Linked DNA regions of Homo sapiens: region 1 is linked to region 2. Evidence: read pairs that join two places in POLR2A ChIA-PET (ENCODE). Cell type or tissue: HepG2. All regions are shown on one strand. Each heading gives the region's core, and the rest is flanking DNA. Links, peaks and the distances in the headings are about the cores only.

What was found. ChIA-PET counts read pairs that join two places held together with the same protein. Peaks named below come from ENCODE experiments on the same cell type or tissue, not always from the same donor. Only the 100,000 strongest peaks of a DNase experiment are listed, where the experiment ranks them.
Region 1: POLR2A ChIA-PET joins it to region 2 with 10 read pairs; 5 of 35 experiments call an interaction of 5 or more read pairs at or near these places.

What each region holds. Positions count from the first base shown.
Region 1 is chr3:179,734,288-179,743,211 of GRCh38, reverse strand. USP13 (ubiquitin specific peptidase 13) reads right to left here. Exons shown (of 21, transcript NM_003940.3): 11 at 2,840-2,965; 12 at 862-1,015. Among named protein-coding and RNA genes, the nearest start is that of USP13, 86 kb to the right of the region's middle. In HepG2, for the core only: no CTCF peak of the experiment used is centred there; a DNase peak (open chromatin) is centred at 3,211; H3K4me3 peaks cover 679 bases.
Region 2 is chr3:179,639,130-179,649,168 of GRCh38, reverse strand. No RefSeq gene overlaps it. Among named protein-coding and RNA genes, the nearest start is that of USP13, 8.9 kb to the left of the region's middle. In HepG2, for the core only: no CTCF peak of the experiment used is centred there; a DNase peak (open chromatin) is centred at 4,778; H3K4me3 peaks cover 401 bases.

The sequences.
Region 1 (8,924 bases), core at 1,714-4,213, 96 kb before region 2:
TATGTTCTCAATGTTCAACTCGCACTTATGAGTGAGAATATGCGGTGTTTGGTTTCTGTTCCTGTGTTAGTTTGCTGAGGATGAGGGCTTCCAGCTTCATCCATGTGCAAAGGACATGATCTCATTCCTTTTCATGGCTGCATAGTGGAATTGCTGAACTTTACAAAAATGACTAGTTCACAGGAGATGCACAATCCAGCAGCTATTTTGTCTTTTTTGCTTCTACGATGTTAATTCGAAGAAATGCCATTTGTCTATTCTGCCTAGGAAGAACCAGCTTAGACTGATGGAAGGAGAAGGCACCAAACATGAGTGCCACATCTCTGCCTCCTTCTCTCTTCCAAAGCCCAGAGACCCTTCTAATGGGCTTTGCTTCTACAAAGAACCCTGACACAATTTATCTCCCAGAAGAGGTGGCTCAAATACTCATGTGCCAAAGCTGGATTATTTCAAGAGACCTCTGCTCGAATGTCTAACTTTAAAAAATGCAGTCCTGATCATTTCCCTCAGACTTTATAGCACAACTTATAAATGACAGTGTTAAAGAATTTTCTACATACATCATTACCAATAATTTTCCCCAAAATTATGCTGACTCCATATTCAGTAGTTGGCCAAATTTATAGGCAGTGACGTAGGTTCCAACCATAACGCCTCCATAAAACCTGTGATGCATTTGATTCTTCTCAAAGGAAAAGTCACATGGGAACTAACAAAGAGATGAAAAGAGATGTGCAAAGCAGACATCACCTGGGCTGGGTCTACTCCTGACACACTTCAGTGACTAAACCATTCTCTCTGATTTGAGGGTTTTCCCATATGAAGACACACAGTACCAATTTCCCGCTTTGGAATTGTTACCCTTGTTGGTTGCCGCCTCCATGGCCACAGGTAACTGCATCAGGTAATCCACCCTCTCCGTGTAGCGGACTTTCCGGGTCTGACAGCACTGAATGCGTTCTTCCACCAAAAAACGAAAAACATCGCTTGGGTTTTCTGAGCCGATGCGGTTCCTCTGAAGGATGGATTGTATCAGGTTAGTAAATGTATGAATATTGAGCCACTAAGACTTAGTAGAAAATGAACTCTAAACCCGGTGTAAACACTTGGCTTTATTAAACATTTCCTCTGGCCATGCCCATTCACCAAAGCACTTTAATAGAAAAACACTGGAATTTATCTAAAGTCCAAAAATGGGGATTGGTAAAATAAAATATAGTTCATCATGGATTACTATTTCAATATTATTAAATTAAAAACCATGGGAGAGAAATTCATGGAATGAGAAGAAAGGAGGAGGAGAAGCCAATCAAAAGAGAAAGGGAAAAAAATAAAGGGCTGCCCTGGAAACATAAAAACATGTACAATATGATTATATAAATACACTCATGTAAATTAGGTACAAATAAAACAGAAATTATGCTCTGTTAACAGATGTGATGATGTGGCAAACATTTAAGTGAAAACACTGCTTACAGAAGAGCATGTAGAGAATTAACATAAGACCTGGAAAGTGATGGGAGGGGCAGATGCCAACCTGTGAACACTGGCTGTTGGCCGGGCACAGTGGCTCATGCCTGTAATCCCAGCACTTTGGGAGGCGGAGGCGGGTGGATCATCTGAGGTCAGGAGTTCGAGACCAGCCTGGCCAACATGGTGAAACCCCGTCTCTACTAAAAATACAAAAAAATTAGCCAGGCATGGTAGTGGGTGCCTATAATCCCAGCTACTCGGGAGGCTTTATTCTAAAAAAAAAAAGTTATCACTAATAAATGATAAACAGAGTTAGAAAAGATCATGGACCTGAGCAGACATGTGAATCAGTAACCCTGAGGCAGACAAGAGAAACCACTGCAGCCTAGTTCTAACAAGGAAACAAACAACAGAAGAATCACTTGAACCTGCAAGGCGGAGGTTGCAGTGGGCCAAGATCGTGCCACTGCACTCCAGCCTGGGCGACAAGAGCAAGACTCTGTCAAAAACAAACAAACAAAAACAAACAAACAAACAAACAAACAAAAAACACTGGCTGGCTGCAGGGCGTGGCATTAAGGGGGATTTTGATGTTCTCCTTTGTGTTTTCTATATTTTCCACAAAGAACACTGTTGTAACCAGGAAAAAAAAAAAAGGCTTTACTCAGGAATTCTCAGTGGCTTTCCAGCTCACACCTGTAATCCCAGCACTTTGGGAGGCCGAGGCGGGTGGATCACAAGGTCAGGAGTTCAAAACCAGCCTGACCAACATGGTGAAACCCCATCTCTACTAAAAATACAAAAATTAGCCGGGCGTGGTGGCAGGCTCCTATAATCCCAGCTACTCAGGAGGCTGAGGCAGTAGAATTGCTTGAACCCAGGAGGCAGAGGTTGCAGTGAGCCAAGATTGTGCCACTGCACTCTAGCCTGGGCAACAGAGCTAGACTCAGTCTCAAAAAAAAAAAAAAAGTTTTTAATGGCATTCGATTCTGATGTAAGCAGACTCATCATCTTTGAGCAGTGGCAGGAGGACACCAAATACCACGCAGGGCTCTTAAGGAACTTTGTCACAAAGACCAGAAAAAAATAAATTGTGAATGGAATAACTGGCAAGCACTCCTATAACACATACAGGTTAAAAGAAGCACAGAGATCCACAAGTGTCTGGAAACTGGAGTGTGAAGAGCAGTCACATCAAGTTGGCTGAGCAGAGAGTTTCCAGGGATCTGATTCTGAACCAGCTTTAACAGGAGAGATTGAAGAAAGAGAGTGGGGAGGCATTCTGATCAAGCCACAGCAGACTGCACTGAGTGGCTCGGCACCCTCTTACAACCCCGCTGAGCATCCGTGAAGACTGACTACTCACCTCTACTAGATTCACCAGGTGCAAGAAGAATTCCTGGGCATCTTGCTGCCTGTTAGAGGAGAATTCCGGGTGGCTCTTGCTTACAAAGGCCTTAAACATGCGCGGAGAGATCCCGTTCTGCTGTGGCTAATGTATAAAAATGAAATGGACTTATGATACTTTCATGCAAATTAACAGCCCTAAGCGGCAAGCAGAGCAGAACCCACCATAAACTCCACTTTCCAGATGAGAAAACTACAGCCCAAAGAAGGTAAATAATGATAGTGGCCAATACTCGCTGGGTGTTTACTATGTGCCAGGCCCTGCACTATGAACCTTATGAAGAACACAGGATGAGACTCTTCCTGTTTACTTAAAACTAGGACAATAGGTGACACACACTTTAGAAAGTACTCACTTTCTAAAGTCAGGCACTCGGCTCATTCTCACAGGACTTGCTACGCAGTGACCAAATGTCACAGCCCATTTCAAAGCAAGCTTGGGAGGAGAGGTTTCCGATGGAAGTTAAAAGAGAGGCCAGGTGTGTTGGCTCATGCCTGTAATCCTAGCATTTTGGGAGGCCGAGGCAGGTGGATCACCTGAGGTCAGGAGTTTGAGACCAGCCCGGCCAACATGGCGAAACCCTGTCTCTATTAAAAATACAAAAAATTAGCTGGGCATGGTGGCGTGTGCATGTAATCCCAGCTACTCAGGAGACTGAGGCAGGAAAATCGCTTGAACCCGGGAGGTGAAGGTTGCAGTGAGCCGAGATCACACCATTGCACTCCAGCCTGGGCGACAAGAGCAAAACTCCATCTCAATAAATAAATAAATGAATGAATAAATAAATGAGAGGAGAGCTCTGCAGCATCTCCCCTTCCCTTCCATGAGGGTATAGGAGAGGACCCCTCCTGAAGAATGGAGCACTTACAAGAAAGAAAAATGGCATTGCACGGCCCAGTGAAGCACTGCAGAGCTGCTCAAGCTCACGAGCCCACCCCATACTGTTTCTGGACCAGAGCACAGGGAGTTCCAGGAGCTTGTAGAGGGCTTGCCCCTCACCTGGCTGCAGCTGCTAGAAAGGCTGCGGGGGAAGAACAGGCAGCAGGGCAACTCTGGCAGGACGAGGATGCTGGATTTCGTGGGGGACCAGCAGGACAGCTCAGAAGGCAGCCAAATGCCCCATGCAGGACCCTACAGAAGTGGGCAGGCTATCTGCCAGTGGAGAAGGCTCAGGGCAGGAGGAGGTGACGGCTGCCGAGGCCAGCTGGACAGAGCATCAGGGAAAGGTCCTTGTAAGGTCCCTGAGGGTGGTATAACAGTTGCGGGGAGGCAGCTCTAAAGAACCACCAATGTTCCCCCACAAAAAAGCCAGCCATGACAGGAGACATGTGGCAGCCCAGAGGGAGCCCACCAGCACTTGGCAAGTGAAAAGACTCTGCCTACTTCTCTAATCTCCAATCCCCTTGACCCTTGACTATGGAGGGGCCAGCAGCGGGTGGAAAGAGGCAAATAAGTGGAGCAAAGACCGCCCCCACAACCAAAAACAAAACAAAACAAAACAAAATTAGATGCTGACACTAATGCTTCAGCACTGCTGTTTTCTGAAACTCTTGAGCTAGGTAGAATGAAGAAGACTAAAACTGGCTCTTTAATACGGGTAACCTACAGAAAATCACAAGGAATCTAGGGGATCTGCCCAGGATGCTCTGAAGAGGCAGGTAGGAAGATTCCACATCACCTTTGGCAATAAAGATGTGCACCTGATAAAGCTGTTTCCCAAATGTTTCCTCCAAGTTCAGCCCATCTACTAATGGTGATACCTACTGTCTCGTTAATACTTGTAGTAACCCTAGAAAGCGGACACTAGTCTTATCTTCACTCGGGAAGCTGAGACTGGCAGAGAAGTGCCAGATAGGCCTTTCAACTCAAAGTGGTCTTAACACCCAACTGCCATGCAGCTAACAAAGCCTAACCAGAGTGGCTCTAACTCCAGTTCCAGGCTGTCTGTAGCAAAAACAAGTAAGCACACTTAGGTCTCAGTCATACAAACCTCACCTTGTCATTTGAGCCAAAGAAGTAATTTATGTCCTCTCTGCAAAGGCTGTAGCTGCTACCCACCCACTTTTCCATAAAACCTCCCTTTGCTTAGCTTGCAGACCATATTCCTCTCCTCTGAAGTCCAGAGCACAAAATGCCTTCTACCTTCTTTAACTTTCAGCCTGCTTCTGGTCTGTCTCTGCAGCCTTTGCGGTGGAGGCCATGTCTTACACCTCCTCGAATTCTCATGGAGGTCCATGCCTATAGTCTGGGGACGATGACACGTTTGCAGAATCACAGTCATATGCAACAGCTGATGAGAAAACTCCTTTATCTATCTCCCTGCGACAAAGAGGCAGCTCCATATATAACATCCCTCCAACACACATGTTCTATGCAGTGTTTTCTAATAAAAATCTGATGAATTTCCCTGTCTTGCTGAAAACATAATCTGGTCTGGGCATTTAGTATTTAGTGACTGCCTGCTTCATGCAGAGCACTATTGGAGATTCTGCCTTCTAGGAGCTTACGGACAACAGAGGAGATGAGAGACATACACACGCATCGATAACAAATGTTAGGGAACACCACAGAGGACCTGAAACACCACTGGTAGCTCTCAAAGAATTCCTCAAAGTGGCAGCATTTGGGCATCTAAGGACTAACAACCTGTATATAAATGACCAGCTTACACACATACACGGCTTCAGTTGTGCTTCCAGCGCTAGCCAAAGCGCAATTAATTTTACTACCTGACAATTAATTTTACTACCTGTATATACACCTCCTGAAACCTATGTAAAAATTGTGACTTTCTTCATTCACAGTGCTGATATATATCACATAGTATCAGCTGACACGAGCATGCAATAATAATGCCCTAGCTTCATATAATGGCTAACATTTATGTACTCATTAAGCAGATATTTACTGAGAGCTATAAAATCTCAGGTGCTTGGATGAATACCGACTACGTGCCAGGCACAGTTCTTAACACTTTACATATATATTTTTCTTAACTCACCCAACCCCATGAGGTGGTGATGATGATTTTCTCCACTTGACAGATGGGGAAACTGAGGCACAGAGTTATTAAGTCCAGGGTCACAAAGCTAAAAAATCTCTCCACTCCCTTTCTCTAGTGTCCTTATGCTGTTTTTGGTATACATGTGCCAACATCTCATTTCTGAGGTCCCTGAGTCCATCCTACTAGCTGCTAAAGAGAAGACAACACATCAAGAGTCTGCATAACCCTTCTTCAAGCCTACACAACTCTAGGGCCAACATCACAAGCCAGTCCAACAGTTATTTCTCCACTTTGAAGAGTATGGAGGCACCACTTGGAATAAATCCCTTGGCATTTGTGCATTTCTGTTTAGGCATTCACATCAGCATGCATTCACTGCCTGCTGCTGATAGTGTTATTTCTTATAATCTGTGATTCAAGTTTTGTGTGGCTGCCAGTCCCCAACACAGACCATAGCAAGCAGCCGCTCTGGGAAGTTTAACAAGCCAGTAAATTCTGAAGAGCTAGCTGCTGCTCTGGGCCATCATGTGGCCATACAACCAGAAGGAGAAGTTTCAATAGAGACCATGGTGGGAAACACTAGAAATTCAGCCCCATACCTGGACTGTGGCCCATTCTCAGCCATTCCCCTCCCACACTTCTGTGACCATTTCATTTCTTCGTTTTCCTTAACCAACTTTTCTTAATCTTCTATTCAACAGTCAAGTTATTGCTTGAGAGTTGTCGATCATTTAGAAGTTATTTGAAAAAGCTCCCTAACCAGATGCTACCTCCTCCTCTTCACATCATGCTGCAGACCAGTTCCTGGGGTTCACAGCTGGGTTAGAGCATCTTAGCTCAAACTCATCTACTTCAAGCTTAGTGCCTTGATCATCACCTGGTCCCATCTGCTAACACCCATCCCCATGCCTACTCTCTGCTTTCAGAGGGGACGTCTTACTAATTCCCGTGGTCAACTATTAATATGCTCACTTCACACCTAGTTATTAGAAAGTCAGGCTCTGAAAAAGTTGAGCCTGAATCTCATGAAGCCTCCAGATCTAGCGACCTTATACCAAACACAAGTCAAACAATACCTCAAGGAAGCAATCTTTAGAGCAAACTTAAAGCAAATAGTCCAGCTCCTTCAACAAATCAATAGTTTGCAAAAAGAAAAGGAGGGGGACTTTAGAAAGATATCTTGGATAATGCAGGAAAAAATCAGAAGATGGACTAGGTATTCGTGATACTAAGGGATGGTTGTTAATTTTGCTGCTGTGCTTTTAACACTTCAAACAGCTTTTTTTAAAGAGATGAAGTTTTGCTGTTGCCCAGGCTGGATGGCAATGGTGCAATCACAGCTCACTGCATCCTCAAACCCTTGGGCACAAGTGATCCTCCCACCTCAGCCTCCCAAGTATCTGGGACTACAGACACACGCCACTGTGCCCAGCTAATTATTTTATTATTATTTTTTCTAGAGACAGGGGTCTTACTGTGTGGCCCAGGTTGGTCTCAAAGTCCTGGTTTCAAGCAGTCTTCCTGCCTCAGCTTCTCAAAGTGCTGGGATTACACGTGTGAGCCACCACACCTGGCTGGACACTTTAAACTTTTAATACAATATTTATGTTAAAAGAAGAAAGAAGGTATTATAGTTACAGATGCATAACTACATCTATAGGTGAAAAGGAGGATGTTTAAATTTTATGTTAAAATACTGAAGGGAAGGAAAAGGAGAGGAAGAGAAAAAATGAGAAAAGGAGAAAGGAAATGAAAGAGAAGAGTGAAGAGTTTAGGGAAACTGGTGGAACCAGATTTGCAGGATGATTATTGAAGCTGCACATCAAGTACATAGAGATTCATTATACTTTGCTCTCTACTTTTGTATATATATGCAAATTTAAATAATTTTTCCTTTAAAAAAAAAAAAAGGTCAGGCTCTGGACAAGGCAGTTCCCTAAAAGAAACCAAAAATCCAAAATAAGAACCAAAGAATTAGATTACAGAAAGCATGTTTCCCATTTAGCAATGAGCCAGTGACATCACCTGAGTGTCCCCTATGGGCCCAACACCTCACAAGATGAGAGGCAGAGACCCAACTTGACCAAGAGTCGGCCCTGCCTTCAGGGAACACACACTCTCACTTGAGAGCTGGCTCTCAGACACCTGAGGCAATGGCTAGTCCTGACCACTAACTTTATAACACAGAGACCCAGGAAGTCACCAAAATAGCATCCAACTAAGGAATCTGTCATATTAATAAGATACTGTACTTACTTTCTCCATCAGCAATTGCAAAACAGATCAGCTAAAATTAGAGGGAGGCCTTCAGTGTTCAGAATCTCTCCCAAATGCTTACACAGGACTTTCTGTTTAACAGAGTGCACCACACAGACAGCCAGACACAGTCCACCATATTCCCCTGAGCCGAATGCTTTAATTAATAAGCAAGCAGCAAGACTGAGGCTTTTATCACATCACAGCAATACTTGCACAGATACTTTTAAACCACAGGATAAAAGGAAGATAGACACATGTCTGCCTGTCCCTAAAACAAAAGTGTATGAAGTCTGTTGATTTAAATTTTTAACCTTAAACAATAAACCTTGAACCAGTAAGTGTTTAACCCAGGCCCAAACCCCAAATCTCCTAAGCTAAGAGGACAGGGGCATTCCCGAACTATTACTCATATTTCAAAGGTGAATCAGAAAGGTTACATGTGTCTAACCTAGGAAAATAGAGGTTAAGGGAAACAAAGCTCTTATGTTCACAGCTAAAATTATACCACCTTGAAGCAGAACACTGGTTATCTCACGTTGATGAAAAGTTGAGACCAGCAAGTATGTGTTGAGGATTATTTAGATGAGAAATCAAATAAATTGTCGCTTAAGAAATGCAGCTTATTCAGAATACAGAGTTATTTAAGATATGTTATCTTTGGAGGAAGAAATGAGGTAGAGTGTTCAGCTTTAAAACATTTGAAAGCACTGCCTTAGAATGCATAAAGATAGAGAAAATATTTTTTGAAGAAAAAAATGCCCTTTTATAGTAACTATTATC
Region 2 (10,039 bases), core at 3,672-6,171:
AGAAAAAAAAAAAAAAAAAAAAAGAAGCCACTATGATGGGAAACACTTCATTCTAACACACACACACACACACACACACACACACACAATTTCTTTTACCTGTTGTTGGTAGTTCTGAACGTTATCTATTTTTTTTTTCCCATGGGGTCAAAACGTACTAAGTATATATGATTGCGAGTGGAAAAATAGGGGACAGAAATCAGGTATTGGCAGTTTTTCCATTTTCATTTGTGTGTGAATTTTTAATATAAATGTGGGGACGTAAAGCATTAATGCGAGTCAAAATGTTTCAGTGAACAAGTTTCAGCAGTTTAACTTTATAATAATTATAATAAACGTGTTAAATTTTTCTGGACAATGCCAGCATTTGGATTTTTTTAAAAACAAGTAAATTTCTTATTGACGGCAACTAAATGGTGTTTGTATCATTTTTATCATACAGTATATTCCATCACTATACTTTCTGTGTTGTCCTACATGCAAGTACATTTTTTTTGGTTTTTGTTTGTTTTGTTTTGTTTTGTTTTGTTTTTGTTTTTAAGACAGTCTCACTCTGTTGCCCAGGCTGGAGGGCAGTGGTGTGATCTCGGCTCACTGCAACCTCCACCTCCCGAGTTCAAGCAATTCTCTGCCTCAGCCTCCTGAGTAGCTGGGATTACAGGTGCCCGCCACCATGTCCGGCTAATTTTTGTATTTTTAGTAGAGACAGGAGTTCACCATCTTGGCCAGGCTTGTCTTGAACTGCTGACCTTGTGATCCACCCACCTCGGCCTCCCAAAATGCTAGGATTACAGTCGTGAGCCACTGCAACTAGCCCATGTTTTTAAATGTTGTCTGTCTTCTGTGCTGTTCCTGTAACTTTGCTATTAAAATACATTAAACTATAAAAAAGTAATTAAAACTCAATTGTAAAAACACTACAAGTTCAATGACTAGTAATAGTAATAGAAATTGAAGTTGCATCACTATAAAAACGCATTCCAACTTTTTTCATATAATGGCACACGTTGAAAATGATATTTGTACAACCCACTGAAATAATCAGTCAAGGATGTGTCTTTTAGCCAGAGCCTACTAATCTGAGGACTCTGATCACCACAGGTCCCATCCACGGCCTCTCAGAGGACTGAGGAGATACCACACCTGAATCCATCTCTGTGCACCAGAATGCCAATGGCATACCAGATGGAAAGTTCTAATCAAACCAGGGAAAAATAGAAAACATCTAAAGATAGAGAAATTATTAAATTAGATACATCTACTCAAAGATGCTTATACAAACTTAAAATGATAATTATGAAAATGAATGATTTAATATGTTTATAGAATGCTGCTTAACATGCTTGCTATACTTATATAACATTATCGCAACTGGGTAAAAATAAATAGCCATTTTGACAAGACTGGAAAATTTAAATAGTTATGTTTGGGATTAAGTTATAAGATTTTGTTTCTATTTTCAAAATGTTTCCAATGATATCGCATTTGTTTTGTAATATAAAAAGTTATCAGCCGGGCGCGGTGGCTTACGCCTGTAATCCAACACTTTGAGAGGCCAAGGTGGGCGGATCACCTGAGGTCAGGAGTTCGAGACCAGCCTGACCAACAAGGTGAAAACCCATCTCTACTAAAAATACAAAAATTAGCCAGGCGTGGTGGCAGGCGCTTGTAGTGTAGTCCCAGCTACCTGGGAGGCTGAGATAGGAGAATTGCTTGAACCTGGGAGGCAGAGGTTGCAGTGAGCCATGATCGTGCCACTGCACTCAAGCCTGGGCAATGGAGCAAGACTCCATCTCAAAAAAAAAAAAAATTATCCAGACAAAAATGTTAGTAAAAGAAGCTTCACTGACGTATGACCACTGTGTTAATCATGACATTTTAGGAAAACATCTGGTTCAATTACTGGAATATTTAAACTTAATTTTGCAGATTCTACATGTGAATTTTTTTTTTTTTTTTTTTTTTTTTAGAAACAGGATCTCACGCTGTTGCCCAGGCTATATATCACAGTGGCACAATCAAACCTCACTGCAGCCTCAAACTCCTGGGCTTCTGGGTTCCAGTGATCCTTCCTACCTCAGCCTCCTCAGCAACTAGGACGATAGGCACACACCACTGTACCAGGCTAATATTTTTTTTTTAGAACCAGAGTCTTGCTGTGTTGCCCAGGCTGGTTCTGAACTCCTGGGCTCATGTGATCCTCTCACCTTGGCCTCACAAACTGCTGGAATTATAGGTACAAGCCACTGTGCCCAGCCTACATATGAATTCATAACTGTTTTACTACTAGGCTAGTTTCTGTATGTGAATCCCAGTCAATGAGCAAGAGGAAAGAAATGATGGGTAAACAATTTTCCAACATAAATTCAAAGTCTTACTACAGAGGTTTTAAGAGACATGAAGACTATGAACTGACTTTTGCCACATCAGTGTGTCAGGCCACCATGTCACTCTACTGCTCCAAACCCTCCTCTCACGATTCAGGGTGGAGCCCAGGCTACGATAGACTAAAAGATAGACTGAGGCATTCAAGGGCCTCTTCCACCCAGCAATGATCTATCTTTCAGACTTTACCTCCCACTCTTACACATCTTGTGAGCTCAGCTTACTCTTCCCTAGCCGTTATGAAAGCTCTCCCCTTTTATTTCTATCTTCTCAAACCTTTTAAGATTTAGTGTTTTCTGGCGGGGCACATTATGGAAACTCAGTGTAGAATATTGCCAGCCTAGATGGTTTTATTTCAGGCACTCAATAAGTATCTCCCAAATGAATGACTCACATCAGTGACATTGTAATAAAATTGTTTTGCAGTCTGCATTGTGTCTTTTAGGAAAATTAATTGCTGCACAAATGTTATTCCAAGAACTGACAGAGGTTACATTAAAATGTGATATAAATATTAGTTACTATGACGAATGTCAAAAAGGGGAATTGGGAAAATCTACAGAGAAGAAAATCTTAATTATTTTAATACATAGAATAACTCTTGATCTCAGATGTCTTCCAATAACATGCAGGGATCCTACAAAGCCATATATGGTAAGACTCACTGTGGAGGCGTACTCATAAAATTTTCTATAATCGCAGGTAGCCTCTGCAAGAAGCACTGGTTACTACGTGTAGAACACTAAGGCACTGGTTAAGAAATGTATGCCATTTTCTGTTTGAGAGAATTCTATGTACCCATGAAAATCATGTGGCATAAGAATATTTATTGACGGCCACACGGTGGCTCACACCTGTAATCCAGCACTTTGGGAGGTTGAGGCGGGTGGATCACCTGAGGTCAAGAGTTCGAGACCAGCCTGGCCAACACAGTGAAACCCCGTTTCTACTAAAAATATTTTTAAAAATTGGCCGGGCGTGGTGGCACATGCCTGTATTCCCAGCTACTCAGGAGGCTGAGGCAAGAGAATCACTTGAACCCAGAAGGTATAGATCACACCACTGCACTCCAGCCTGGATGGCAGAGCAAGATTCTGTCAAAAAAAAAAAGTATTGATATGGAAAGATGATAACCATAATAAAAACTTTGAAAAAAGACTATAAATAAATATATACACTATTATCCCGCTTAAATACGTAAACATATGTCATATTTATAGCATAGATAAAAGTCTAGATTGGAATAGGGTGTATGCTAGCAGTGGTTATCTCTGGGTGATAAAGTTATTTCTGTTGTTGGTTTTTTCTTTGTGCTTTTATTTGTTAACTTAGTCTTTTGCATTAAGTATCCACTTTTGTTGTTGTTTTTGAGACAGAGTCTTGCTCTGTTGCCCAGGCTGGAGTGTAGTGGCACGATCTCAGCTCCCTGCAGCCTCCGCCTCCCGGGTTCAAGCAATTCTCCTGCCTCAGCCTCCCAAGTAGCTGGGATTACAGGCACGCCCCACCACTCAAGGCTAATTTTTTAATACTTTTAGTAGAGAGGGGGTTTCACCATGTTGGCCAGGCTGGTTTCGAACTCCTGACCTCAAGGGACCTGCCCACCTCGGCCTCCCAAAGTGCTGGGATTACAGGTGTGAGCCACCGCTCCCAGTCTTTTTTCTTTGTTTGTTTTCTTTTTTCTTTTTCTGAGACAGGGTCTCACTCTGTCACCCTGGCTGGAGCACAGTGGCACAATCTCGGCTTACTACAGCTTTGACTTCTGGGCTCAAGCAATCCTCCCACCTCAGTCCCCCAAGTAGCTGGGACTTCAGGCACTCACCACCATGCCTGGCTAATTTTTGTATTTTCAGTACAGATTGGGTTTCACCATGTTGTCCAGGCTGGTCTTGAACTCCTGAGCTCAAGTGATCTGCCCTCCTTGGCCTCCCAAAGTGCTGGGATTACAGGTGTGAGCCAATCACACCCAGCTGAGTATCCACTTCTTTTTGTGAATAAGAGGGAAATGTTAACTTTATATACTGCCAGTGATCATATCAGTTTTCACTTTCATCTGCCATCTTTCTTATCTGCTTCCCTCTTTCACTGTTTATTTAAAAGTAAGCAGGTTTCTGCTATTAGGTTTATAAATGAGCCACCTAGCCACAAGGTAGGTTCACAGGAATGAACAAACTCCTTGAGCACCTCTTAACATCAGGATGAGGTAAGCTCTTATTCAGCTTAAGAGGAAATGTGAGATGCCTGTTCACATTTTCTGGTTTCATGCTGTGAAAGACTCCCCACAGTCCTTCCAGGAGCCTGACTCATAAGATACAGAGGTAGTCAGATTGTCTTTCAGGCCCTTCTGACAGCACCATCGCTCCTCATGCCCACCACAAGTTCCATGCACACACAGGGAGTCTTGTCCTCCATTCAGGTAGAGAAGCTCAGTGTGGACACAGTAATAAAATATTAACCATGAGACCAAAGGTTGCTTTTCAGATTTCCCAGTAAATGGGTCAAAGCAAGCTATTTAAATATGATACATATTGCCTCCAAAATCCAAAGAAGCTCACCAAAGAGTTCCTCATTCTTTTTTGTTTTGTTTTTGTTTGTGAGATAGAGCCTTGCTCTGTCGCCCAGAGTGGAGTGAAATGGTGCGATCTCAGCTCACTGCAAACTCCACCTCCTGGGTTCAAGTGATTCTCCTGCCTCAGCCTCCCAAGGAGCTGGGATTACAGGCACCCGCCACCATGCCCAGCTAATTTTTGTATTTTTAATAGACATGGAGTTTCAACATGTTGGCCGTGCCGGTCTTGAACCCCTGACCTCAAGTGATCCTCCCGCCTCGGCCTCCCAAGGTGCTGGGATTACAGGTATGAGCCACCGTGCCTGGCTGAGTTCCTCATTCTTGGTGATAAAGAGCTGAAGATGATGAACTTGACCTTGAGTAAGACAGTAAAGTTGTGCTGCATACCCTCAGGTAATGGCAAACCTGCTTATCCTAATGGGGAAAATGCTTTCACCAGATGAGCAGTGGCAAACCAAAGGCCTGCGGGGAGATATATTAATTTGCTTCAGTGAGACCATCCCTGGGATATTAACCAAATTGAAATCACCACCTTGTTAACTTTACCATAACCCAACATCATTCTCTATTATATTTAAAGCCAAGATAGAGGGTGGGAATATAATAGAATCACGAAGTCTGTTTCTTCTGGATCTTTGGTAATGGCATAAATTCCTGCAGTTCCACTAGGATTGCAGTCTTGTTTCATATTTCTATTTTGTTAGGGACGGGGAACACCAGTTCATCCTCTTGGTCCTTCGTACTATAGTAATTACTTCACAGGTCAGGGAGCCAATGTGAAGATTCTAGAGATTATTGCAGCTATGAATTCCAATAATACTTTCAGGAACTGTGGTACAGTCACAGGATGAGCTTAGGGTCCCAGTGGGCCTACCATGAAATGAACTAGGGTCAGAACCCCATATATACTCAGCCCCCAATAAGCCTCCATGCTGGCAGATGGGAATGGCATTCCAACTGGCTCCAGTTTTGCTCTGAGCCAGTTTTGCTGTAAAAGATTTGGAGAGCACAGTCACTAGAGGAGTGGCTGCAGAGAAGGGCAGGAGGAAGTTTCACACTGCTCATATATATTTTTGTAGATGGGAGTCTCGCTATGTTGTCCAGGCTGAAGTGCAGTGGCTATTCACAGCCTCCAACTCCTGGACCCAAGTGACCCTCCCACCTCAGCCTCCCATGTAGCTGGGACTATCAGCACACACCACCACACCCAGCTATGCACTGTCCATATTTGATAGCTCTGCAGCATCTTTCCTCAAGGAACACTCCCTCTCCTTCAGTCAAGGAACTCTGGGTGTGCCAATTAACTCCTGGCTGTGATCACGACTATCTAGCATGGTGGCTCGATTTAGACCTCTGCTTGCTGAGCTTGGGGATGGTGGGATATGAGATCTTAGTGGTATGCCCACTGCTTGCACTCCTGGGACCCCCATGATGAACCACAGCCAGAGTTATCTGTGAATTAGCCATTCCCTGAGATTTGCTAATCACATTTAGACCGCTACCTAATATCAAAACCACCCTGGCTTTCCTCCTGGTAGTAAATCACTACCACCCACAATGTCCACCCAGGACTCCCCCCATCCCCACAGGGATCAGAAAGCCCACATCAGTAAATCCTGTCACCAGCATTCTGGACTTGTTGGAATCATTAGTAACTTGCCTTTGAAATATTCTAGGCTGGGCACAGTGGCTTATGCCTGTAATCCCAGCACTTTGGGAGACTGAGGCAGGCAGATCACTTGAGGTCAGGAGTTCAAGACCCGCCTGGCCAAAATGGTGAAACCCCGTCTCTACTAAAAATACATACACACAGGCCGGGCGTGGTGACTCACACCTGTAATCCCAACATTTTGGGAGGCCAAGGCGGGCAGATCACCGGAGGTCAGGAGTTCAAGACCAGCCTGGCTAACATGGTGAAACCCCGTCTCTACTAAAAATACTAAAAATTAGCCAGGCATGGTGGCACGCACCTATAGTCCCAGCTACTCAGGAGGCTGAGGCAGAAGAATCACTTGAACCTGTGAGGCGGAGGTTGCAGCGAGCCAAGATCATGCCACTGCACTCCAGCCTGGGCGACAGAGCGAGACTCCATCTCAATAATAATAATAATACAAACACACAAAAATTAGCCAGGCATGGTGGTGGGCGCCTGTACTCCCAGCTACTTGGGAGGCTGAGGCACGAGAATCACTTTAACCCGGGAGGCAGAGGTTGCAGTGAGCCAAGGTTGTGCCACTGAACTCCAGCCTGGGCTACAGAGCAAGTCTCCATCATGACGAAGAAAAAAAAAAAAAGATTCTAGGCCCACTGAAAATATCTCTTATAGAGCAAATTCAGCATTTCTGTCTCTTGAGACCCTTCCCCTATGTTATGCTAAGGAATTTCTAGCCCTTTGTCATCATTTAGCAGATAGGAAATGAAAGAGCTGAAATCCAAAGCTCTAATGCCTGCCCTCAAGAAGTGTATAGGGCAAAGTTTAATACATGACTGTATTAGTCCATTCTTACATTGCTATAAAGAAATATCTGAGACCGGGTGATTTATAAGAAGAGGGATTTAACTGACTCACAGTTCTACAGGCTGTACAGAAAGCATGGCTGCATCTGCTTCTGGAAAGGCCTCAGGGAGCTTTTACTCATGGCAGAAGGCAAAGTGGGAGCAGGCATCTTACATGCAAAAGTGGGAGCAAGAAACAAGGTGGGGCTGGGCACGGCGGCTCATGCCTGCAATCCCAGCACTTTGGGAGGCCTAGGTGGGTGGATCACCTGAGATCAGGAGTTCGAGAACAGCCTGGCCAACATAGTGAAACCCCATTTCTACTAAAAATACAAAATTAGCCAGGCATGGTGGTGCATACCTGTAATCCCAGGTACTTGGGAGACTGAGCCAGGAGAATCGCTTGAACCCAGGAGGCGGAGGTTGCAGTGAGGCAAGATCGCGCCACTGCACTCCAGCCTGGGCAACAAGAGTGAAAACCCCATCTCAAAAAAAAAAAAAAAAAAAAAAAAAAGGAAGGGAAAGGAAGGGAAAGGAAAGGAGAAGGTGCTACACGGTTTTGAATGTCCAAATCTCACAAGAACGAATTCACTATCATGAGATCATGAGGACAGTACCAAGGAGGATGGTGCTAAGCCATTCATGAGAAATCTGCCCCCTCGGATCCAATCACCTCCCACCAGGCCCCACCTCCGATGCTGAGGATTACATATCAATACGAGGTTTGGGTGGTGAAACACATCCAAACCATATTAGTGACATAAATGAATAAATAAGATAAGACAGTATGGAATCAAGGCCCATGTGGTATATTACAGTGTTTATTCAAACTTACTTATTTCTGCCTGTCCCTTCTCAGGCTTACCTATGGGCCAAGTATTTTATCCACATCAGTATCATCAAAGGTTACTCTTCCAATCTGGATTCTTGGAAACAGAAGACACATGATACCAGCAGAGCCCAGGAGATCGAAAGCTAATTCTCAGCCCTTAAGACCAAGAAACAATTGTTCATTATTGAAGCCACTGAGATGTTGGGAGTGTTTGTTACCACAGCAGAAGCTGACTAATCCAGACTAAAATGGCATTCAGGTTTTCTGCTAAACTTCATTCCTTTTTCTGTTATTTCCCTGACAAAAAGCAGTATCTTTTAAACTATATTTAGACTGTCCCTGTTCTTTTTCTATTTTTGAAGAATATGAACAAAAAAGTTTTTGTAAACTGAACATTAGTTCACTCAAATATAACTAAATGACTCTCAAAATGTTCCACCACAGTAGTTTTAAAAACAGAAACAATAAGGCTGGGCGCGGTGGCAACGCCTGTAATCCCAGCACTTCGGGGGGTCGAGGCAGATGGATCACAAGGTCAGTAGTTCAAGACCAGCCTGGCCAACATGGTGAAACCCCATCTCTACTAAAACTACAAAAATTAGCTGGGCACAGTGGCAGGTGCCTGTAATCCCAGCTACTCGGGAGGCTGAGGCAGGAGAATCACTTGAACCCAGGTAGCAGACGTTGCAGTGAGTCGAGATTGTGCCACTGCACTCCAGCCTGGGCGACAGAGTGAGACTCCGTCTCAAAAAAAAACAGAAACAATATGAAAAAATCAAGTCATAACAAAAGTTACAATGAATAAATCATACCAATCATCCAAGATTTTTGTATTCAGAATTACCACTGTTAATAATCCATGAACAGCCAGGTATGGTTGTGTGCCTCTGTAGTCCCGGCTGCTTGGGAGGCTGAGGTGGGAGAATCTCTTGAGTCCAGTAGTTCTTGACTGTAGTGTGCTATGGTCACGCTACTGGACCATGGCATACTACACTCCAGCCTGAGCAACATATCAAGACCCCATCTCTAAAAAATAAAAATAAAAAATAAAAGTGAATACTACATGAACTTGATCCCGGATACAGTGTCTCTCTATGTGTATCTATGGATAGAAAGGTAGATGGATGGTTGGATGGCTAAAAAGAAATGGCAGCATGCAATACTTGAAGCCAGATTGATTTTTCTACCTTATAAACGATGTGATTTTTCTGCTTAGAAATTTTCCCCCTCATCCCCATTTTTAAGCTCTAAAATGCAATCATTTAACCAAGATATGTCTTAGTGTCTATTGTTTCAATATTTCTGGCTGGGTGCGGTGGCTCACGCCTGTAATCCCAGCACTTTGGGAGGCCAAGGTGGGCGGATCACGAGGTCAGGAGATCGAGACCATCATGGCTAACACGGTGAAACCCCGTCTCTACTAAAATACAAAAAATTAGCCGGGCATGTTGGCACGCGCCTGTAGTCCCAGCTACTCGGGAGGCTGAGGCAGGAGAATCGCTTGAACCCCTGAGGTGGAGGTTGCAGTGAGCCGAGATCACACCACCGCACTCCAGCCTGGATGACAGAGCGACACCCCGTCTCAAAAAAGAAAAAAGAAAGCCTGAGGCGCATGGGCCTGTTTAAAATTGGAGACAGTGTGGAATACAGCAAACCTATACTACTGAACATGTTGACTGCTGTCTCTATCTTCTTCAGTTCCATCACCTAAAAGGTGTTGGACAAAGGCTGTGTCTCCAACTGCAGAGTGCTTTAAAAAA